3 separate regions of the Mus musculus genome follow, and regions 1 and 2 are each linked to region 3. A link is a loop called in an ENCODE intact Hi-C map of the cell type or tissue named here. Cell type or tissue: heart. All regions are shown on one strand.

The links. Peaks named below come from ENCODE experiments on the same cell type or tissue, not always from the same donor. Only the 100,000 strongest peaks of a DNase experiment are listed, where the experiment ranks them.
Region 1: it touches region 3 in a loop (6-fold over the local background); 6 of 42 quality-filtered maps call a loop at or near these places.
Region 2: it touches region 3 in a loop (1.9-fold over the local background); 3 of 42 quality-filtered maps call a loop at or near these places.

The regions. Positions count from the first base shown.
Region 1 is chr16:43,299,997-43,307,996 of GRCm38, reverse strand. It overlaps Zbtb20 (zinc finger and BTB domain containing 20), which reads right to left. Exons shown (of 11, transcript NM_001285805.1): 4 at 5,382-5,428. Among named protein-coding and RNA genes, the nearest start is that of Gm9968, 60 kb to the left of the region's middle. In heart, a CTCF peak has its summit at 4,586; DNase peaks (open chromatin) are centred at 4,316 and 4,616; H3K27ac peaks cover 1,123 bases.
Region 2 is chr16:43,430,279-43,438,278 of GRCm38, reverse strand. The region is part of intron 4 of Zbtb20 (zinc finger and BTB domain containing 20); the gene reads right to left. Among named protein-coding and RNA genes, the nearest start is that of Gm15713, 14 kb to the right of the region's middle. In heart, a CTCF peak has its summit at 3,112 (motif pointing right); DNase peaks (open chromatin) are centred at 6,448 and 6,558.
Region 3 is chr16:43,358,562-43,366,561 of GRCm38, reverse strand. All of the region lies in intron 4 of Zbtb20 (zinc finger and BTB domain containing 20), which reads right to left. Gm9968 (predicted gene 9968) reads left to right here and starts at 2,896. Exons shown (of 2, transcript NR_167988.1): 1 at 2,896-2,999. In heart, no CTCF peak of the experiment used is centred here; DNase peaks (open chromatin) are centred at 2,641, 3,531, 6,251 and 6,791; H3K4me3 peaks cover 1,098 bases; H3K27ac peaks cover 2,888 bases.

The DNA of each region.
Region 1 (8,000 bases), 59 kb after region 3:
TTTTTTTTTATTTATATGCTGCAATGAATAAAATCGTATTTAATATATAAAATGAATTGGAACAAAAGAAAATGATTCACATTTCTCTAACAAAACCTTCATTGAAATACTAACAAATAAATCAATACAAATTTATCAAAAGGATGACTTGGAGACAATCTTAGAGATCCCTTTGGCCTTTGAGTTTTGATTTAATTGTGAGGAAACTGTGAATTTTTATTCAAGGGAGGGTAGGATAAGTCATCTCAGAAATAAATTCAGCTCTAACAGACCACAGACCTATCATATTGTGATTAAAAAACTGTTCTCCAAGGACTTGAAAAGTATCTGGTGTTTTGTCCTAGATTCTGGGCACTTTGTGTGAGGACTAACCAGATACTGAAGTCATGCTAATAGAAGAGGGTTTGAAAGAACTGTGATATTTGTAATTGTAAGGATATTAACATGCTGTATTTGATAATATATGATAAATACGGAATTATTTCTCTCTATCATTTTCCTAGTAAAACTGAAATACACTTTCTAGAGTCTAGGTCTTGATGCAATCAAGAGAATGAGACAATCTAGAGAAAGTGCAATGCTGCCATTGTAATTATCTTTTATAAACAGCTTTCCCTCATCCTTGCTTTATGTGCAGTATCTACAACAACAACAAAAACAAACAAAGGACATGATTAACCAATCAACTTGTTTGTGGACAAAGAAAGAAAAATAGTTAAGGGCTAAAAGTCTTTAAATAATTAATTCCAAGAGTCCTTACTCTTAGGATTGAAAGGTTACAAGATCTCCATGCTACAAAAAACATTAGATGAATTCAGAGTGGCTATCAAATACCCAGAAAACAAGCTGTTGGCATATATCATCAAAAAATCAGAAATATTTCTACAATGAAGGTCAGAACTCATAGAAGCAGTTCTCATGGGAGTCTAGAGGGGCCTCTGGAGCAATCTCCAGATGGATAGCCATTTCTCAACCATCTCCCGTTCAAACTGTAGTCTAGTCAAAGGGAAGAATGGGGATTCCTCCTCAGCATCCCGATGTGAAAGGACTGTGATGAGGATATAAGAATCTCTTTAAATATCTGCTTTAGCATGGATTTCATTCCTCTCTCCTCCCATGTGACAGAGAATCACAGGAGTTATCTTGGGGAAGGAATAACATAATTTTTATCCTCTTGTCCACAATTGCATAATATATGTTTAATAAAAACTTCCCAGAAAATATGCCAGTTTCATGGAATAGAGAGGCTCGGCAATCTAAATAAAACCTTCTACCTCCTTTGGCTATGATTATCAGCATCTTTAGGCTTAAAAATCCTGTCATGCATTTACAAAGGATCCCTTGCATCAAAATAAGGAGAGTCATTCAACTATAATCATGAGCTTAGTTCAGAGAAAGAGGTAGAAAGTGGATTGCTACTTTATTCTTAGTGTTACACATAAGGTCACAAATACAACAGTGACCCAAGAAGCCACACATAAGGAAGAAACAGGAGCTATTTTTCAAGGCGTTTTTCAAACAGAACTTTTATCAGGCTCAGGTGATGAGCCTACTGATCTGTTGGGAGTCACAGTTACTTCTGAGATGGCTTCAGCTACTCTTTCTAGAAGAAAATACTATCACTATTATTGATAATTATTACTATAACTGCAATCATGATGAAGTTTTGGTGGATAACTTGAGTACATGGTATAATACACAAACAAGAAAGAATCATGGTTTCTCTGTCAAAGAAATGTACTTTACAGTTCATGTTTATGACAGGAACATAGTACACCATCACATGTAAGGAAAAGATGTAAATAAATGACCATAAGGTGCTGTTAGTATCCATGTTAAAATAACGACAGGAAAGTGAGTTGCTATAAGATATGGATACTTTGCAACTTTAAAATAGTACAATTGCTTGTTACTGCTTTGTCATACCTGCCTGAATTCCATGGCACCAGGGCACACTTCAGCTCTTTAGCTGATATTTTAATGGTGGTGATGTCAAACCATAGTAGAGGAAAATAAATGTTCAGAAGACAGATGGAAAGAGAAGAGATAGAAACAGGAAAAGAATTTGTATTGTTTACACATGCACAGGAGCAGTTTCTACAGATGCTCTGTTTGATTGGATAGTTTATTGCTTGTGTTATTACTTTCTTTTTTCCCCGTGTGCTTTTCCTACCAGCTTTGGCTGAAAATATTTTGTATGTGTCCATTCTGTAAGCCATCATATTTTTTCTAGAGATTTAGTGTGGTGGAGAAATTTTTTATATCTTCTCGAAGGGTTAGGCACATCAATATTCCAGCCACTCACTTTCGAGGCCAATGGAAACTGCACCAAAGATTAAACAGGCCAAAGTAACACATAAATTCAGTTTCTATGGATGCAGTGTGTACTTGCTCACATCCTGAATATCTGATGAGTTCAAAACACCTGTTGGCTAACACATCACCACTGAACAGTCTCTGGCTTAAAATTTAGTAAGTAAGAAAGGAAAACTTGCAAACAGGTACTGTACACAAATCCCAATTCAACACATCATTCAGAATGTATAGAGCTCTTTTGTGAAACTTGTGTTCTATCTATGGAAAAGTGGCTTGTAGATGTTTCTCTGGAGACCTTGGGACAACCAGAGTAATAAACACAGGCAGTGATGTGCAGCGGATTATTTCCTCTCCTTGGATATAAAGCTGTATGTATAAAATTATATAATGTTCCCCTTTTCAGATTTAAGAGTCCCATGTAACTACCAGGTGCTTTCCTGTTATCAAAAAAGCCTTAAAATCTATACACATTTGAACGGAGCACTAAGTTAGGTTTAAGTACTTTGCTTTGCTCTATATAGTAATGGCTTAAAGCAGTTTAGAGTTCTACGTGGTCGGAGGATGAACTTTTTCTTTTACTTCAGATGAACAATTGCATATAATACATTGATATGTTCAATGATAAAGATAAGTGATACTGTATAAGTCTGCTGTGCAAGTTATCATCCTAAAATTGAGTTAAGCAAAAAGATCCCAAAGAAAACCGTTTGTCTCAGAAGCCTATCTAACGTTAGAGTGGTCTCTTCTCCAACCCCACTGTCCTTTGGCTAGCACATGTGCCTGAGGGTGCTATGGCACAAGCTGCTGAGATATTTCCAGTCAGTTGCTACATATGAGAAGACATGAGGCCAAGACACGAAGAAGAGAAACAGTGTTCCATATAATGATGAGAATTGCTTTTCTGAAACTTTTAAAAACATCAACATGTAAAAGCATCCTAATGAACCAGAAATATTGGCTAATTAATTAACTGTCATGATATCTGAGTTTTTCAAAATAACAAGGCAATACAGTGGGAAACTGACAGGCCACAGGTTAAGCAGTGAATGAGCCAGATGATGAATGCACAGGAGTTCATTACCGTAATCTGCCTACATTCATGGATTTGAAAATTTTGAAAAATCATCTTAAAATATATACTTCATTTGAACTTTCAATCATTTATCCATTATTTACAGACTGATTCACACATTGTTCATATGCAAGGGACTATAGAAATGGAAAAAGTAAAATATAATGCTTTTGTGGGCATTTTGATTATAGGAATAGAATTTATTTATTTAGAATGTCTATAAAGACTTTGTAACTAAATGAAAAATTCTTAAGTTAAATTTTTAAAAAAGGAACAAAAAAATTACAGAGGAATTCCAAGCACAGCATATTCGAAAACTATGTCCTCAGAAGAAAATGAGAGTTAGAAAATGTATCAAATAGGTATTAATGGTTAGATTTAAATTATAGATATAATTATTTTAATTTTTCTTCATTTTACTCCTATGTATTTTTCCAAATTATTTTTAATGAACAAGTATCATTTTTAAATGAAATAAATAATTGTTCATTACTAGACAAGATGTGCTCCCTCCTCTAGAAGGTTTCCATGTACTAAAACAGAGAAATGCAAGCACACAGCACTGCCCACTCCTTCCCTCCGCCCTGTATCTTCGTGCCTGAAAGCGGATACACCCAAAGGCCAAGCCCATCAACTTATACTTCATCTGATCACAGAAACAGAAAACACTGGGGAGGAATCTGCTTCTTTTGCAAGTCAGCCATAGTGTGGAATTGTGGCTTTTCTGTGCTGATATCATTTTGTGAGTAATGCTAAGAGAGAACAAGTTAAAGTTACCAAGTAGGCCTGTTCATTGTGCCTCTGGGCTCCCACTCAGAGCAGGTTTACCTTGGGTAGCAAAACAAGTAAAGCAGGGAGTCGGGGCTGGGGACGGGAGAAAGAATAACAGTCCTAAAGCCATGGCCTTCGGTGGCAAGCAGGACACGCTCAGGGACAGAGATAGAGTGGTGACAGAATTAGAAACAGTAACGGTGACAACTATGGATCATGTGCAGGGAGCATGGAAATTCCCCACAGAAAGCTCTGTCTCACCCTAAGAGATGATTTTCTTCATTTACTGCACATTCATATGAAGTGCAGTCAAGAGTGTAACTTTAAAGGTTTGGATGACTCTGCTGTTTATGACTAAACAGGACTAGAGTGCCAGGCAGAAGAGAGCCAGAAGCCAAGCGAGGTGTTCCTTCCCTCCCCCTCCCTCTGGAGCACATTTGTCATTACAGTTTACAGCCTGCCAGCCTCTAGCAAACTCAGCTCTTTCTGGCTGTCTCCTACCTTCCCATCCTGCCTTGCTCTCCTCCAGGCACCTACTACCAAGACTGTTCAAGGACACAATGCTACACTACCCTTCTAGAAACTTCACATAGTCTCACCAGAAGACAAGCAGCCAAACTCTAAACCTGTGTTTGCATTATCTTGGCACTATTAATTTCCAGTAACAGACATGTTTATCTGTAGCTCCACAGGCCGCTCCCTTTTCTTCTTGGGGATATATGCAAGTGTGGCTATGTCTGTTTTTAAGATTCAAAAGAGGCAAATACATTTCAGATTTACAAAAGATTATATAATATAAACCAGAAATTCAAAGAGACAAAAAGTATGTTTGAAAGACTTCCTGTGTGTTTTCCTAATGTCAAAATGACTGCATTCTCCACAGGGAGCATCAGGCGCTATCTTCACCTTATTCTGTTTCTGTCTCTATAGAAAAATTTATTTCCAGAAAGACCTCCAAACAAGTCCTTTAGTTTTTCCCCCCATGTCTACTAAAGTCATTCAAAATGTTTACCAATATTGTGATATTGATTCTTATTCTTTTATATCTTATCAGTATCAAAATACATTCTGTTCAAATTTAATCTTGTGGTGGTAAATTCACTACAGCCCCTAGATTTACTTCTTGTTTGTCTGGAGTTGCTAAACTTGATATGAATACACTTTATTTCTTTGGACTTCAAAATTCTGGCCTGCAATTGAGAGACAATGAAATCTTACTTACCAGCCAGCAAGTTGTGTGAAATATTCAATTGCTGATGATAAAAGAGTCTGAAATGGAAAAGGATACCATAAGTCTTGGTATGTGTTTCACCTAATATATGACAATATGCTAATCACAGAAAAGAATACACTTGTCCCTCCCCTGGGACCCTGGCTTGATCGTAGAAAGTAAAAGACGGTTCCTTTGGGAATGAAATCACAATTAGACCCTACTGACTGGTGACTTGGTGAGTGCCTGAATATTTAACTTGATGATCACTAACCAGATGCAGCCAGTAATAAATGATCTGCTAACCCTTTATACAATACACTCTGTGTAGAGAAAGTTCAGTTTCATAGTTAATTATTGTGATCTGCTTAAAAAATAATCAAACTTTTGGTCACTACAAGGATTTGTAGTTCTGTTTGAATTTTACTGTACTTTTCATTAAACATTTTATAAATATAAGCAAACTGGTCTCTCCTTGCTTTGGGCTGTTTGCTAACCATGTTCGGGATGTTCAGTCTTGTGACAGTGATGGCAAAGCAAGCAATGGACAGTGTACGCCAGCTTTCATGACACTTCATCAGAGTACTGGCTGGACTGTCCTTCTCTGTTTGTTTTGTTGTTGTTGTTGTTGTTTTTTGTTCGAGACAGGGTTTCTCTGGGTAGCCCTGGCTGTCCTGGAACTCACTCTGTAGACCAGGCTGGCCTGGAACTCAGAAATCTGCCTGCCTCTGCCTCCTAAGTACGGGTAGTAAAGGCATCCGCCACTACCGCCCGACTTATACTATCCTTTTTGACTACAAATTAATGTATGGTTTTATATTCCAAGCTAGGTAAGAGAAGCACAAATGTGAACTGAAACCTTTAAAACTTTTATGCTATGTCACAAAATAATAGATTGAAATAAAAATTAACATTAAAATATTTTCAAATGTGGAACAAACAAGCTCCAATTGTTAGATAATCTACAGTTTAGAAACTGCTAGTCCGATAGTACACACCTATTAATATTTCTACATTGTATTTCTTATTAATTACCTTAAGAATACAGAAGCTACAAGTGGCTTTCCTGGTAGTCACCCAACCTTCAATACCAGCACCACAATGACAATCTATAGAAGATCAAATATAACTAAATTACTCCAAACATGACTCAGAAAGGCCTGAAGTTTACCATGCCACAAATAATGAAACTGTACATGACAGAGTCATTTTATAGGAAAGGTTCTACATATATGAATGAAAACAAAATTAATTATCCAGAGAATATAAGAAAAGCCCAAATTCAAGGAAGTCTGTGGTAGAGCTCAAGAGATGTGTATTTGAGAGCCAATATCTCACCCACATGCATATGAAATTTAATGAAGATCATTCAGGTGGCTTGCCAAAAACTATGTTTTTAAAATGAGCCTCTGGAGCAATCACCACTGAAAAGAATCTCTAGGAAAGATGTAAAACTGACTTCTGAGATTTGAAGTTTTTATAAAGAATGAGAGCAACTATCCAAGGTAGCTCGGTTGGTTAGATCACAGCAGCAACACAGAGTAATAGTAGACAATAAGCTCTTCCATATTAAAGAGGATGATGTCTCCATTGCTAGATCTGAGACGCTCCATTTCCAGTTTCTTCTGTCCCTTTCTTTGCATGGTGTACACTTGCCTGGACAGTGTTCTGGGACGGCCAGTGAGTCTCCCCAGCATACCAAAACAAATATTTATGAAGCTGCTACTTCATACAAGGCACAAGCAGGTAAGTGTTTCTGTCTGGAAAGCTGTCTGTGACTGAGGACCTTGTTCAAAAATTAGAATGTATTGAACAATGAAAAGAGAAATGGAGTTGTAAGGGTTGTGCAGGACTTAACAAATATCAGAAAAAAATTAAAACTCTTCTGCTTTGCATGGCCCAGCTGGAGCAAGTTGAAGTTTGCCAGCCTTGCCTCTACTTGAGTCCTGCACTGTAAATGAAAAAGTACATATAGCCTAGATGTTTCCACGTGCTGTGGTCACAGCTGACAGGAAGGGCTGAGCAGACTTGCTTTCAGTAAAGTGAACTTTAAAATGCAATCCTGCGTACCTGTGGTTCAGTGTGAAAACCCACCAAGCTAGAAAGCGAAGGTATCTGACTGAAGGAGGGAAGAAGATGTTAGATTTTTCCTTCTGCTTCTTCCATGACCAGATGTCTACAACTGTTTTTGATTCCCTACAAATATTGACTCCCTTTATGGGTTTTAGTTTTTCAGTTTAAAAGTATTATTTGAAAATTAGGGTATTCAGAATAAATTCCTGTGTATGTTCAGAAGAATAACTTGGTTACAGGTTATATAACCAATTATATAAAAATTGCATTATAAGGAATCTACTTTCTGTTTTACCAAAACACAGAAAATAGTTATAAAGCTGCTCTGTGTATCAGGCACAACTTAAGTAATTCTTGTTGGACAGCTAAGTCACTGGCTAAGGCACTTGAAACATTACTGTCACTACTGCCAACAGCAACAAATAGAGATGAGGGTTGATATATTTGATAATATTGTACCAATATGCATTATTGCATATTGGAATTCAAGATCAGCCATAATAGTCTTAGAGGAATATATAGAAAAATATGTGTGAATATAATTTCCTGGCTAAACAC
Region 2 (8,000 bases), 72 kb before region 3:
ATTATTTAGAATTAGAGAAATGATTAGAATTATTTAGAGAAGAAAACAGATAAAGCACATGAATTCAGCACACCTTCTCAGAAACATTATTCATGAGTATAGGAGGTGTGGATGTGACACACAAGGATGAGGACACTGAGGCAGGGGTGCACAGATTGCCTACAGTTGTGGGGACAAAAAGCAGAGGCTGTGGGCACTGATGTGAGAGGGGATGTTTGCTGGAGAGCAGGTATGTGTGAAGTTCCTTCTAGCCTACCTGCTTTTCTCTTCTCAGTGAAGGGGAAAGGCAGGAAGGGCAAGGAAGGAGACTGCAAGCTGGACAGAGGGAAAGCTGTGAAATACTCTTGTAGAGATGCAGGAAAAGACGCTGTGGGCAGCAACAAAGGCCACTTGCAGATATCATGAAATTTAAGGGAGAGTGGTCTATGTGCTTGCTTTTGGCTCTAGCAGAGTCAAGGTGGCATGTGGGCTTGGATCAGGGTGGGTGGCTGGTTCTGATCTCTACAGTGAAAAGCATAGAGCTGTAAGAGAACAAGTGTGTGAGGTGTGTGGCCTTCAGAACCTCAACTACACAAGGAAGTGAGGATATGAGAGCCTCTGGACAAAATTAATAAATTAAGGGGTCCTATGGGCTTCAGAAATTGTTAATAGGGCTAACAGAGAGATTGGGCTGTGAAGATGTGAGGTAGTAATTGGAGAGTGGATGCCTGTAATTGAGATTATGGGCAGTTGTAATTATTAGTAATTAAAATGTCAAAATTACAGCCGCAGCAATGAGAATCTGGAGCGGGGTAGAGGGCAGATCACGAGAGTTCAAGGAAGCTACTGGATTAGTGAGTAGTGGCTGAGTGAGTGATGATGTAACCAGGAGGCCTGGTGGGAACCCTGAGCCTTTCTGGCCTCCTCAACTCTCCATCACTTCCCATCTTTCTAGTGTCTGCAAACTTTAATTTTCCAGAGTCCATAGCTATAAACACACCCCATCCTTTCTTTTCTTTAATCCATTTCTTTGCTCCCTCATTTTTGTCCCCCACTCCGCCATCCATGCATGCCTCTCTTTATGGTCACACTGAGCTGTTCTCGGTGGCACTCATCGCTATGTGAAATGATCATTTTAGCATATTTGGTTTGTTTGTTTTTTTCTCTTCACTAGACTATAAGTTCCATTAGTGGGATGGAAGACAATATACCCTCAATAAGTACTTCAAGAGTGAATGGCTCATGACATACTACAAGCCCGTGTTTCCTCAGGTTCACATGACAGCCTCATTTAACACCACACTGCTCTCTTCCATTCAGGGCATCCATCTTACTCGGCGGTCACCTCCTGCCCCAGCGTATTAATTTCTATCTTTAAAAGTTTCATCAAATTAATTCTGTCTCTTCCCCATACACGAGTTCTGCAAGGATAGCTTTCCCATCCCCATTCTGAGGCCTGCTGATCAATTCTGACTTTCAAGTCCTGAAACCCCTGCTACCTGCTGCCTCTCTTTCCCAACTGCTTCTGGGTTGTTAATCTTCCTCTAACTTTGAAAATATTCTTGTCTTTAGGCTCAAAGATATAGCTTTACATTTATGGTACAACTAATAAGAACTGCAGACAATGCCAATGGATAATAGATGTTAAATAACAAAACCAAAACCAACCGCCCTGTGGCTTTACTTGTTAGCTTTCTCCAATTCTGTCTTCAGCAGTCTGATACATTCTACTTTTTTATTGCCCTTTCCCTTTGCCCCTATCCAAACCCGAGCATCCTTTTGCTGTATCAATACCTTCCTCAGGCCCAGAACCATGTCCTCTGTTTGCCGTGCAATTCCTGGCACAGCAATTTCCTCATTAAATTGTTGTTCATGCCACTGTTGCTCCTGGATTCTCTCGGCAATTTTAGCATATTAAGAACATAGTTGCCAAGATCATCTTCCCCCTTGGTTTTTAGCTTCTATTTATTTTTAATATACAATTTCCTGTCTGTCAAACTTTATGTATCCTCTTGGAGTTTCTTTTCCTGGCTTTGTCACTGGCCTGGCTCTTCTCTTTCCTCCGTATCAGTCACCACTGCTCAGTTTGCTCTTTGTCTCATTCGAGAAAAATCAATCAGCTTTCCTGCCTTCTTCTAAGCCTTCTTGTATATTTAGAATAGTTTCTCAAATAATATAAATTTATAATATTTATGAATAAATGACACAATGCCAAGATATTCTGTCTTTTCTTTCAAATAACATCTGAAGATGCACCTGTACACCCGAGTTCTATATTTAAGCTATTGAATAAGTACCATCCGTCCATCTGTCTTCATTCTGTCTTATGTTTTACAGGACCTGCTCAAGGGTGGAATTTGAGGCCCTGTGGACTGCCTGGGATAGTTCACAAACTGGCCTTTGCTCTATACACTTGTTTCTTTGACAAATAATAAATAATAATAGTAATAGCCCACTGTGAATTTCTGCATTCTATTCATAAATCCCTGGAAATGAGAAAACTAACAACCAGGAACCACAATAGAAACAATGAAACAAAAGTAACCTCTTACTGGGTTTTGTTACAGTAACACATACTTCCAAGGACCTATATTCTAATAATTACCTGCTTAATTCATTTGCAAATTGTTCCTTTGCCAACACTATGTATAATATCAGATGCCTACGTGGCTTACAGGACAGGGAAAAACAAGCAGAACATTACAGCTATGTAGGGGATCAGAGAAAAGCAGCAAATAAGAGGTTTACTCTGTTGGGTGCACAGTTTGTAAGAATTAGTCTCATAAGTAGAGCTACTTGACAGAGTATCAGCCTGGTCCCCCACATCCCCTCCTCCCCGCTTCCACTTTCCCACTCCAGATCTTTCTGCAATAATGGAAGACTTTCTTTTTGCCTTTTTCTTATTCCAGGTGGGAAGTGTATCGTTTTGCATGAAAAAAAAATCTGTTTTTCTTGGGCATATAACAAATGGTCCGACTGAAGCTGCTGAATGAAAATGGCAATGTGCTTAATGAAGGAGGAGGGAACTGGCGTTCAAAGGGCAGAGAGCATCTCTGTGTCTGCAGATGAGCCCCATTTAAATCCTTTTCAAATGAAGACCAGAATGTTAGGATTGTCCTGTTTCTGCAGTGGCCACTAGATGGCAGGTCCAAAAATCTCACTGGAGGGTAAGTGGGCCATGCAACTGACAAAGCCAGCATTGGTTTCTCAGAAGCCAAGGCATAGGACAATTCCACACTGCTTCTGCGGGTGGAAGTGATGGATGCCCTTTGGTATTTAGGATTACAGAATGTTGTCACCAGATACACAACCAGAAACAGTAGATCTTTAGATAGCCATTATCAGGTGTTCTCAGAGTTGGCTTTTTGAACGGTCACCTGATTTTACTGGTCTTCTCAGTATCTTACCATAATCCTAAGGATATAAAAGAATAGTTGCCAAACTTGCCTCATGAAGAACAGACTGATGGGCTGTAGCAGGGTTGCCTACACCTGCACATTGTTTAAGAATACATACACTAGTTACCAATAGCTCTAATTTACTATTATATATGTTTATTTCATATAATGGAGGCTGACCATTTAGTCTTCTTGTTAGCTATTTTGGAAAAGAGAATGATCCAAGAGATCTTGAATCCAAGAGATCTGTTTAGTAGACGAAAACAATTCTAACTCATGATTAGAATGAAAGAAGTTTAGAATAACTTCTGGGTAGTAGATTGTGCAGTTTTTAATTTCCTTACACTGCGACATGAGAGTCCTCAAAGCTGGTCTTCTAGGTCTCTATAGGAAGCCATCCTTGCGCCAATTATTCTGAAGATGGATTGAGACTTTTCCTTTGAACTTTTTTTGTTGTTGTTGTTTATATTATCCTGATTTTAACTACGTGGACACTGAGTACTTTTCTTATCTTTTAATTAAAAACTGACCTTATGATTTTTTAAAAGTAGAGAATCATAAGCTCCAAGATAATTTATTATTCTCACTAAAGAAAATGTGTTCTAAAGTCAAATTTATTTTTGTACAAAAGCTGTGACATGCATTTTGATATACATTTAGGCATCTATGCCAATTAAAATCCTGTAACAATAAAAGTAACACAGACTCAATTATAGCCATGCAACTCGCCTGTCAGTCACCTTTTGTTCTCTTCTCTTTGAAAATTTAGGTAAAAGAATAACAGTAATATGTTGATTTTATCCATCCTTGTTTGTGGACATAAAATGTCGACATAAGACGAAAGAGAGAGAGAGAGAGAGAGAGAGAGAGAGAGAGAGAGAGAGAGAGAGAGAGAGAGAGAGAGAGAGAGAGAGAGAGAGAGAGAGAGAGAGAGAGAGAGAGAGAGAGAGAGAGAGAGAGAGAGAGGGGAAGGAGAGAGAGAAACACGAACACATACACTGGTCTCCAGAATAGAATATAAAATGCATCCCCCCTTAGAATAAGTATGTTTTATATTTATTTATACCCTTAGCATAAATTTCATACTAGCACCGATGATTTCCATTAGTTTGAAGGTAGGAATTAAAGTAAGACCAAACTAATTTATGATGAAATTCTATGGTTATTTCTGCAAAATCGTGGTAAAATAAATGCCAACCTTCTTCTCTGATCACAGAAAGCACTGAGTAGAGCTTAGAGCCCTGGGTTTGCTCTCGTTTTAACAGTGACTCACTGTGTCAAATCTAGAGTCCATGACCTCCTTGGGTGCCTCTCCTCTGAAATGAGAGTGTTTTAAGGTGAATACCTACAGTTCTTCTCTGCTTTAATAAATGCAATATCCAGCTAAGTAAACTGCCACGCATGGCAGATCCCTTTATCTCTGAGACTGCATGGCATTTTCAGATGAGAGAGGAACACTACTGTTATGGAGCTTATATGAAACCTACGATGACTCTACAGCCCTACATCTACACAAAGGGGTGGGGCTGGAACGGGCTCCTCCGTTGCCACTCCCTTCTCATTCTGTAACACCCGTATGTACTTAATTGTCTGCCATCCTAAATCCTACCCAAGAGGCCAGTTCTGGTCCTTAGGCAATTGTTGACTATTCCAAAGACCTTTTACCTTTCTCTTGGGCATGCAGGAAACCTCCTTTCCCCAGGCTTCCATGAAAACAGAGCCTCGTGACCACATTCTGGCCAATGGAATCCTGGTGGAATGATACATACTGCTCTGAGTCTGGCTCAGAAAAACTTTTCTCTGTTGTTTTCGTTTTCTCTAGTCTTCTGTCTGGATGTAATACTCAAGGTTACTCTAAAAGCCATGTCCAAGAGATGATGGAGTCTCTGCCAACCTGAATCCATGATTAGTTTTGCATGAGCAAAACAGAAAGTTCTATTATGTTAATCCACTAAGCCTTGCAGGTTTATGTATTAGAGAATCTAATATTACCTGAAGTAAGAGCCCTCCTAAACCAGACACACTGGTTCTATTCCAAGAGACCATTTATGTCTCACAATGATTTCTATCATGTTTTTTTTTTTTACTTATATGCAAGAGCTTTGTGTGCAATAAATGCATTTTATTCATTCTCTCCAAACTGTAGTTATTTCAATGATTTCAAAATAGAACATAACTAGTTCAGAAATTACAGAAGGTAATAGAAATAGTTTTGATTAAAGAGTACCATAGCTATTTGTCTTACTCTATATAAGTAGAGGATAATATTATTTTTACACTTATTTTTGGTTTGAAAATACACTGTGGTCACTAAAGCAACTTAATATATTTTGTATACTGTTTCCTAACAATTTATCTTTAAAGTACACACAGAATTATTTCTAAAAATTAGGACAATAGCAAGTGAAAGAACATTAATTGAAAAAGGTAAGAACTATGAGTGTACATAAAAAAGGGGTGCTTTTAGGGCAAGGCTTTTGGATCCCTTGCTGTGCACGCGTGCACCCCACCCCCACTAATTAAACATTAAAAAATGGCAAGTATTTTAGTAAAACAGGCTTCTACCACCTATGAGATTCCAGCTCCACATTCAAGCAGAACAGTGCTCTTTGGGCATGCTGTGTCAGTGCGGGCGTTCTCCTTGCTGAAGGTGGCTATTTCTAGTTTCAGTTTGATTCAAGCTTACCAGTGCTGTGCCTGAGGCAGTTAACCTTCGGTTCCTTATCAACAGTGGCTGATTTTTTTGTTTTTGCCTTCTCTCTTGGATCCTTTCTTGTCTTCTCTTTGGCTCTTCTATCCTCTCTGCTTCCCAAGTACTGAAATGTTCTAGTTCTATTCCCAGGAGTTTTCCCTTTAAGCTTCTGCTTGGGTCACCCTGTCCATTCTCAGGACTTACCATGTGGTCAAAGGCAGCTACTCTATCCAAGACCTTGCTGCAGAGCTTGAGCTCTGCAGGACCTGTGGCATCTTGAGTAGTCCAGGACATCCTTAGCATCTGACAGTCACCTTAAGGGCAAGTTCCAAAGCAATACAATCTCTGCCCTTCCGGAGCACATCACTCTTCCTTCCCTATGTTTTCTTTTCCCTGAGGATGACATCAACTTAGAAGTAGTACTTGGAAGCACATTACTGTGCTAGACACAAGTTAGCGTCATCTGGAAAAAAGAAACTGATAAGTGTCCCATCAGACTGGGCTGTAAGTGAGTCTGTGGAACATTTTCTTGCTTAGTGTTTGATGTGGGAGGGCCCAGTTGACTGTGAGTGGTCCACTCCTGGGATGATGGTCTTGGTTTATAGCAAAGTAAGCTGTGTGACCAGTGGATAACAAGCCATTAACCAGCACTCCTTCATGGTCTGTGCTTGTACTAACCCCTTGGTTTCTCTCAATGATGGATTTGGATCGGGATATGTTTGTTTACAGTATGCTATCACAGCAATAGGACACATAGTAGGATAGTTAGTTTCTCTGCTGTGTCTCTTACTGGAACCAGCCATAAAACCCTAGTTTTATAGTGTTTTTGAGATGTTTAGTCTAAGCTTAAGGATTAGGGAAGTGGGAGACAAATTAAAAATAGGATTCTTAAACCCTATGTCAAATATCTACTATTCTGAATTTCTTGCACAGACTATGTTTTTAAAAAAAGACCACAAGTACAGAATATAATGAAAAAAGTTTTTCATATCATTTTATGATGCCAGCATTCCATTAAAGCCTGCACAGAACCTTAACATCAGTTGTAAGATGGTATGTAAGGTGTGTAAGACTCTTAGACCAGTCTCTCATATTTGAAACACATGCTCTTCACCCTAATTCTCATTATCTGAAACCAAAGCAAGCAATGACAAGGAAGGAGTTTTATGAGGTAAATGGAGCTGTGCTCACTGATGGCCCTTTAGTAACCTTTGTGAACTGGAGTTTTAAAAGATGTCTTTATTGTGCATACCTCATGAAATTCTAGGGTTGTGGGTATTGCTCATTTTGGAACAAAATGGAACATTTTGGAACTATGGGCTCACACTTAAGTAATATATTTTTCTTTGATGTACAAATGAGGCTGCCCCTATTTAATAATTTGTTTTGGTTTCTTAAAATTTACTCTTCAGTGTTTTCCACAATTCTTCAACATTAGAAAAAAAACCCACTGTAGCAACCAGGTCCCTTCTTTTTTTCTAACTGTGATATATTTATCATCTATTACACAGACCTCCTCTGTTGCTTCTTCCCTATATACCACCAGCTCTAACATCTTAAATTTTCATTTGACATACTGCTTACTTAAATTATTTCATGTGTGTTCCCATCCATGGAAATTCATTTTTGTGTGACATAAATCCCTACCCTATTCTATTTCACAGTAATAAAACTTTATACGGAATTGCCAGAGAGATAGGTAACCAACCACGCAGTTTAAATTAAGTGCAAGATACACATGTTTGAATATTCTGCTTTCTGTTTTAGATGTGTAGAGACAGGTCCTGCTTGTATTTGAGCATCCTGTCATCTTTTTCAAACTGGTACTCTTGCTTAAACCTAGGAACAATTTTCTCACTTTGAGTCAAAAGTAACGTCTGCTATGCACAAAAGGCACAGTTATGAAATAATATGTGTGTTAAGTAAATCTC
Region 3 (8,000 bases):
TGAAACTATTCCCCAAATTTCTTCACAAATAGAACTTCTTCCCTTGATACTGGAGTGGCTAGAAGGCTGAGAAGCATTAGACAGTTTCTTAATGGGGCAATCAAAAGCTGGCTGCTGAACAAGTTCTTTCGTCTATAATTGTAACTGCCTAATCAAATAAATATAATATATAGGAAATAGTCCCATCTAAAACTTGTTTGCAAGAAACACATTTTATAACACATATATTATAAAAATATATTTTAAAACACAGAAATTTAATGAAATTTAAACTTTCAGATGAACACTGAAAAACAGAATTAGTAACAGTATGCTATAAAGGCTTACTATATAAGTATGGAAAATACTAGGTAATGACATAGTTGAATGCAACTATGTCAACTTATAAAAAGACATCATGTTCTCTCTGGTCACACACATGCATCTATCTATATATATTAATCAAAGTCTAACTTCTTATGTACATCAGTTCACCACAACATTTTTATGACCATATAGATCTTAGCAACTAAAAGAAAAAGTTCTCTGGCAGACTAGATTTGTAAAATATAATTTTTTGGGACATAACATTAGGTAAATGTGTTTATACTCTCTGCCTAAAGTTGCTTACAAATTTTTATGTACAGCCATAGTTCTTGAGAATAAATTGTTTCCAAGTGTTAATAGACAAAGCTGTCTTCAATGTAGCTTGTATAGACTGAGTTTCTCTCTCAGTGTATGTGGTTGGTGTGTTAGCAGAGACACACACAGGAAGACTTCCATGTAGCTCTGGATGGCCACTGAGCTCCATACATTTCTTAGGTCATGTTTGAAAGTTCAGAACACAATTTTATTGTTTAGCTTTGTAGAAAATAACAAAATAAATAAAAGTACCCCATAATATATTATATATATGAATAGTTCAATAATTACTAACATGGACTAACAGAAATGTAGTCTATCATACCAGGCTTTCCTTTCTGGCCCTAACTTATTGAAGCAACATTGTTTCACACCGAAAGCTAATCGATTTGATGAACCTTGGAAACTACAGGAGCTGTGCTAGGAAGTCATTTGCTCTAGAGGTCACTGACAAACCCTGGTGTGACTGTAGCAGTACACAGTGTCTGAGGGCACTTGGGACATAGGAGCATGCATGAGTTCTGTGGTTAAGAATCCAAATCGCCCAATATAGCAAACAAACTTCCAGAGCTAAGTATCAATGTTATACACTGAATCACTGTACCAGTTGGAGCAAAGGTAAATACACATAACAGATACATAGGAGATGCATCTGTAAAATCAGCTGTTATTAAAACATTTTCAGCCCTAGAAGAAATCTACTGGCAATGTGTTAATAGCAAAGGCAGCTAAAACAATAAAATGGCATTTCTTCCCAAATATTTAAGGACATTGAGTAAGGACCCCTTAGGCTGGGTTGTGGTTCTGGGAAATTTAAGCCTATGAGAACCATATTGGGAACATCAAAGACTCTTTCCCCTCCCCAAAGAGCAATTCACTTCAGAGGATGCCACATAGACAAATAATTTAATAGCCACCATGGGTTTTTTGTTTGTTTGTTTGTTTGTTTTTTGTTTTCTCTTTTTTTCCTTTAATATCTTAGAACATGCCACATACTTGACTTTAGAAAGGCGAGAAGGCACAGTAAGATGGAACATGTCTAGAACAACAACGAGCAGGGGCTTGACAGCAGAAGACAAGCCCACTCACCTGACATTTCACTTCTAAGGAGGGTGTGCATACCAAGAACAACACGTAAGGTCCCTACTGGCTATGACAGACCAGGCTGCAACCCCACCCCCACCCCATTCCATTCCTTTGACAACTTTCCGGAGCGTACTCAATCGGTCTCTTCTTATATTGAGGACAACACTATATTTGGGTTCAATATTGTGGAGACAATCATCAGTTTCCTTTGTCAAGACGATGAATTTCCCTGGAGCCATATAAGGAGTCTCACTGCATTCTTCTACTCAGTACCATGAGTACAGAAGAATAAAGAATAGGCTGTGACACATAAGGTTTTCCTGAAGTCAGATGGGGAGAGGCTCCTAACGTTTCAGAGCAGCCTCAAGGAAATGATCTCTAAAGGAAGAGTCCTCGCAAACTTTTTGTGGCTCATCTACTACAGATTTTCTATCTGGCTCAGCTAGCTGTGCACATGGCACAACTGCTCAGAACAGAAATGCATCAAAAGTTAGCAGAGGGAGAGAAACTTCAAATGAATAATTATTCCCACTTTCACTTCCCCCTCCCACCACCCTGAGCTCTTCCTCCCTGCCCCAGTCACTCACCTACCTTCCTCCTCCCACCAGCATGTTTGCTAGGCATGTCAAAGCTGACAGCCCTCTGTGGCAGCAGCACAAACCCTAGTCCTGCAGGCTGCTTCGAAGCAGAGCCTCAAGGCTCTGCCCTTGTCCAGAGTGCGCTCAGCTGTACACACTAAAACTCCTTACCACTCTGATTGTTTGGCAGGCTTTTTTAAATGTTTTTTTTTCTTTTAAAATACCCTTTATTTCCTGCCTGCCTCAGAGACACCAAGAATAGAATCCTTGATACATCAGAGTCTGGAAGCTCCCCCCCACTCACCAGGACTGTGGTTCCTGATCCAGGGAGTGACGGCTGAGAGTCACACAGTCTCTTGAGAGTGTCCAGGCCTGGCTGCTAAGCTCCCTGCTCTGATTAGTCTGTCGAGTTCACAGTGTTCCAGAGTGCTGAAGCACAGAAATTAGGGAGGGGAGGTGGAAGGAAAATCACTGGAGCCTCTTACGATCTAACTTCCACTAACTGAGAGGAAATGTCTTATAAATAAACAACAGCAAGAGAAACACACACCAAAAAAAAAAAAAAAAAAACAAAAAAAAAAAAACTATCCCATCCTGCCAGAGGAATGTACATTATTGTCTCCCGACGGAAAACTTTGCACCACACCAGAATGCAGCCATGTCTCCTGAAACTACCTCTCTTAAAACAGAAAGAAAAGAGACTCAAGAAGGGAGGTAGGGAAGCTTTTCTCATGTCCTTGAATTCTGTTGGGAAGTTCACGTGAGTTCCCAGGATACAGGCTACTCTAAGCAGTTTCACAGAGTCTGTGTTCCAGGGTTTCGTGCGGAGGCTGCTTATTAACAAAATTTCATTTCTGCCCAGATCATTGCTCTACCATCCGGACATTTTCAGAAGGGAAGTTCAGGGAGGGTGTGGGGTGGGGGTGGGGGTGGGGAGAGGGTGCAACTGTGGAGGAGAGGAAGAAAAGAGGACAAAGGGAAACTCCTGATGACCCAGAATGCCCTAGCCATAGCCAAGAGCCATGAGAAGCAAGCCCCCACCCAACACCGTCCCCTGCTTGTTGAGGACTTGACGATGGGGTTGTGTGTAATCTACTTACTCTTTCTGCTCGGGAGGCTGAGGTTCCTACATTTCCAGCTCATGCTGGACTGTACCGTAAGCAACAAGTGAAATGAGTTCGGTGAGCTCATTCTAGTCCTTCGACTCCTGTCCACATCACTAAGCGACTGCACAGCTTGGCACAGGCCAGGATGAGTCAGCAGTCTCTGGTCATGAGAGGCCAGGCCTGGAATAGCATTGGGGTGTGTGTGTGTGTTGGGGGTTGGGGGGGGGGGGAGGCAGGTCAGGAGCAAAATGAAGCAGAAAGCCAGCCTAGATGGCAGGACTCAACTGTGTAATATGCAGGATACTGCAGGTCACAATGAAAGAGCCTCATTAGCCCTGGGGTAAAGAATATAAAACTGCAGAAAGAACGGCCGTAAGAACAAAACAGACTCTGAAGGCTAAAGCATGCTGGTTATTATTACTACATGAGCACCTATTTATTCATGTGCTGTAAGTTCAAGTAAAAACAGGTAGTTCCATACTATATTGTTTTAGCATTCTGATATGTTTTCCAATTGCTAAGTAGCAAAACAAAAAAGCAAATATAGCCGTTATATAGAGAAGTAATATACTCTATAAAGTAGTTGTAAGAGTAACTGATACATCAAGGATGGATATTTGGGATGACTGCATCCTTTGTGTAGACACAAAATCATTAAGTCTACATCAAGTCTGACAGTAGAAAAGAGCTGAGAGGAAAGAGACACAGCAAGTTCAATGGTGCACACAGGGAGCACTGCATCGCGTCTAGTTCTACCCAATACGTATAGTATCCAGGACTCTGTTAGACAGTGACCGCCAGGATTCCGAAGCATCACTCCTGTGCTGTACACTATAATACAGCCAGAGGTAAGCCAAAAGAAAGGAGGGGTAAAATCTAAGTTAAAAAAAGAAATCAGTGATGGAGAGGCAAGCTGTGCTATAAATCAACTGATGAAAACTACCTAAAACAGACAGAAAGATACCAATGTAGGTAAGGCTCCTGAGCGGGAGACTGGGAACCCTCGACACGGAAGGGGAAAGTCCGGCTGTGGTTTGGAGCTGTGTAGCATGGGAAGCAGAATGAGCCTCCAGAGAAGAAAAACACTAGTGAACAACTTGAAGTTTGAAGGGGAGCCGCCAAGATCTAGAACACATTCTTAGCTTTTAGCTCTCAGAGGCACAAGGTTGTGTCTGTTAAGAAAACATGTATGACAGGCTATGTAGCTTCTGTCCCACAGCATGTCAGTAGAGTATCCTATCACATGTTCAATGAATTTCCTAGTCTGTTTCCTTCTCTTTGAAAGGGGGGTGACCGTATCATCCTAATTGGCGTTATAAAGGCTGAGTTGATGTTTATCTATTTTTGTCATGGTATGTCTGTCTGACGCCGAATACACCAGAAACTACTATTATCACTAGCATCACTTATCACCCTTATGTGCCCAGTCAGAGAAGCTCTGCCATTGGTGTCCCACCAGATTGAGTAGAACCAGAAGAAATACTACAGGAGATCAGTTGGATGTAGGGCTTACCATGCTGCTTTGAAGAGCTTGTTTTCATGTGGGATTTTCAGTGTTACAATGTGAATACGGGGGATGCTGATGATCTATTATGTGAAAACCTTGATTGGGGAATCCATGTTATCAAAGGAACTGGGAGCCTGACAGTGTCTAGTAACCAGAGGCCAAAAGAAAAAAAAAAATGAGGGAATTTTTAGAAGCTACTCCAAAAGCAACAGGATAAAAGTGCTATTGGCCTTGACCACATGATGAGGCTGTTTTACCAAAGGGGAAAACTTAGTCCAGTTGATTGTCCCAGCCTAATTGATTAATTGTGGGTCTGACCATCTGGCTGATGAATGCTGACACCCAGCAGTGATTACTGTGTAACACAAGTCCGGATGTGCTCTCCATGATGCCTCCCACATTAATGGTAACACTGACCCCCAGGTTAGTTTATTTAGGCCTCTTGGCTCAGTCTCTTCATGGAACAGTGGTTGTGGCAGGGAATATTTTACTAGACCTGGTCAAGCATATCTTCTTCTCCTGTTTCAGTGGCCGCTCCTTTCCAATTCCACCCCGATCCTCTCCTGAGCCCTCTCGCACATAATCGGTTTTCATGCAAAGCCCTCCATCTGCACTTTTCATCATGTGGCCGAGGCTCTCATCTCTGGTCGCTCTATTGTGAAGAAGGTTGTTGGACTGGCCTGCAAGGGGAGCCCATGGAGTCCTTTTCACTGTGTTATCTGGACTGGTTTACTATCACTTACTCATATGGTTACAAAACAGAAATTATTTCATCCAAATCTTGAAACTGAGCTAAAGTTCTACAATATTTCAATTCTGTATGAAGATTAAGAGAAGATAATTCTTACATCTTAAAGTTATTTGTCATTCTTAGATGTGTGCCATGGATAGGAACCATCCTTGTCCTGAAACTAACTTGAGATTTCAGGGAAGCATTTCTGAGTTAGAGAAACTGTATCAGGCTGAAGAAAATAGCAGGGTACAGTAAGCGTGCCACCTACAAACCACTCTACATCCGGACACAGCATGTACGCACAATTCCCTGGGCAAATCAGATTTGAACACATGCAAACTTTAGATATTACAAAAAGTTTATTTTCTTCTTCATTCTATTTGGTGGAGAGGTAGGGGACAGTAAGCCCACAGCAAATGGCTTGAAAAGCTTGTGTGAGGAGTCACAACGGACAGTCATCCTTTCTCTGTTCTTTTCCCATCCTGATTTCTACCTTGAAATCATCCGTCTCCTGGTCTCCACAGACACTGAACTCCTCTGTGTTTGGGCTGTATTGGTGTTAATTTTCAGCAGAGAGTGGTAGCAGCATGCTGAAATACAGAGTTCTGTGTGGGGAGTTGGGAAATATTTTTGGCATGGCTGTCAGTAAACAACTCTGTATCTTGGGCAAGTCAAGTCCCTTAACTCCCCATGTCTCAGTTTCTTCATTGAAAAATGATAGGGTAGGACTGCATGAACTCTGCTGTTTCTGCCAACAGTAAGATTCTATGGTTCTATAGCTCATTTCCCTTTTTCTCCCCTCTGGCATCAAATGCTCAACAACTCTGCATAAAATAATTTTTCTTTTTCAGTTACTGAAGGAAAAATATCTCCTTCATTTACTGCTGGGCATTTTCTATTTGTACCCCCTCTTTCTTTTTGATGTTAGATATTTTGAGTCATAAACATGAACATATTCAGATAGATGCTTTAAATTTGAAGGCATTTAAGGAGAATAGCTTTCCCATGTAGAACATTTAGTATAGCTCTGCATGGAGGAAGCCAGCCATCCAAAGTGGAGCAAAGGGGCCAATTCACAAATGAGAGGAAGCCTTTCATAATAAGAGTCTCCAGGCTCTTCAATTTAGATAAAGCTCAAATGCTATCAACTCCCAACTACGTTTCCAGTCAGCCCCAGACACCATCACAGACACTTAGGACTACAAATCTGAGGACCAACGCTGGCAGGGATGCCGCTCTTATTTCACCTCCACCATCCATTGCCAAGTAGGATTTAGGATGGCATAGTAATAAGAGCCAAGAGGACAATCTGTCATTTATTTTCCTCCAAACTTTTTGAAATTTCCCATTTGGGCTCTGTTTCCCAGTTTTAATTTGGTAACTGCCATTTTTCAGCATTTCTTTTAACAGGTTACTAATAATTTCTGATACAGGATCTCATATTTCATTTTCTGCTGCTAGAACTTGCTGTTAATATTTCATCTGCCTTCAACTCAGCTCAGAATAAAGGCTGCTACATTTTAGATACTCTGTTAACACTTAGGTTCTGGGAATTTCATCTCCAGAGTTCACTTAGTTTATCCATATCTGGTTAAGTAACAGGTTGATGGTACAGGCAGTATCTCAGGGTGTGCTGCTAAACATGTTGCAGATTCTTGTGGTAGCTCTTCTCCAAATCTCTGACTGAGAGACTGAAAATACCCTATTTGTTTTCCAAGGTAACTTATGATTGGCTTTTGGAAGCGGAGTGGTTTTGACAAGCTGTGGCTCACAGAAAGTTCTAGGTTAAATTTTTTGTTTGTTTGTTTGAAATTTGCTAGATATATCACCTGTGAGGCCAATCTCTTTTTCTATTTCAAGAGAGAGTCAAAGTATACATCTGTATTGCTATATGGATCCAATAAATTTAACTGCTGAAGATTACTGAATTCTCAATAAATAATAGCTATCATTAATAATTTATAAATTCACATTATATAATATTGGATTTTGACACATTTTCCAAGGTCAACAAATTAATCCAGATTTTTATTTTTTAATAACAAATTCACTGAGAACTAGAGTAAAATCCTTTAAAGTGTAGATCAGTAAAGTCATATGGTCAGACAGTGTTTATAGCATCACCGTTTGCTGCCTTTCTAGCTAACTAAATTCTCAAAACATTTTGTTCATCTAATATCCAGGTCCAATCTTAGTCTGACCTGTGAGGACATATGGACTTCCTCCAACCCTAAGCATCACAGATCATTTTAATGTTACTTCGGAGTGTATGAAGCAGGTTCCATCGGAAGAGAAAAAACACATTGCAGTAAAGAACTATTAACACTAATAGGTGACTAGAATAAGGGGAGAATACCTTAGAAGAATTA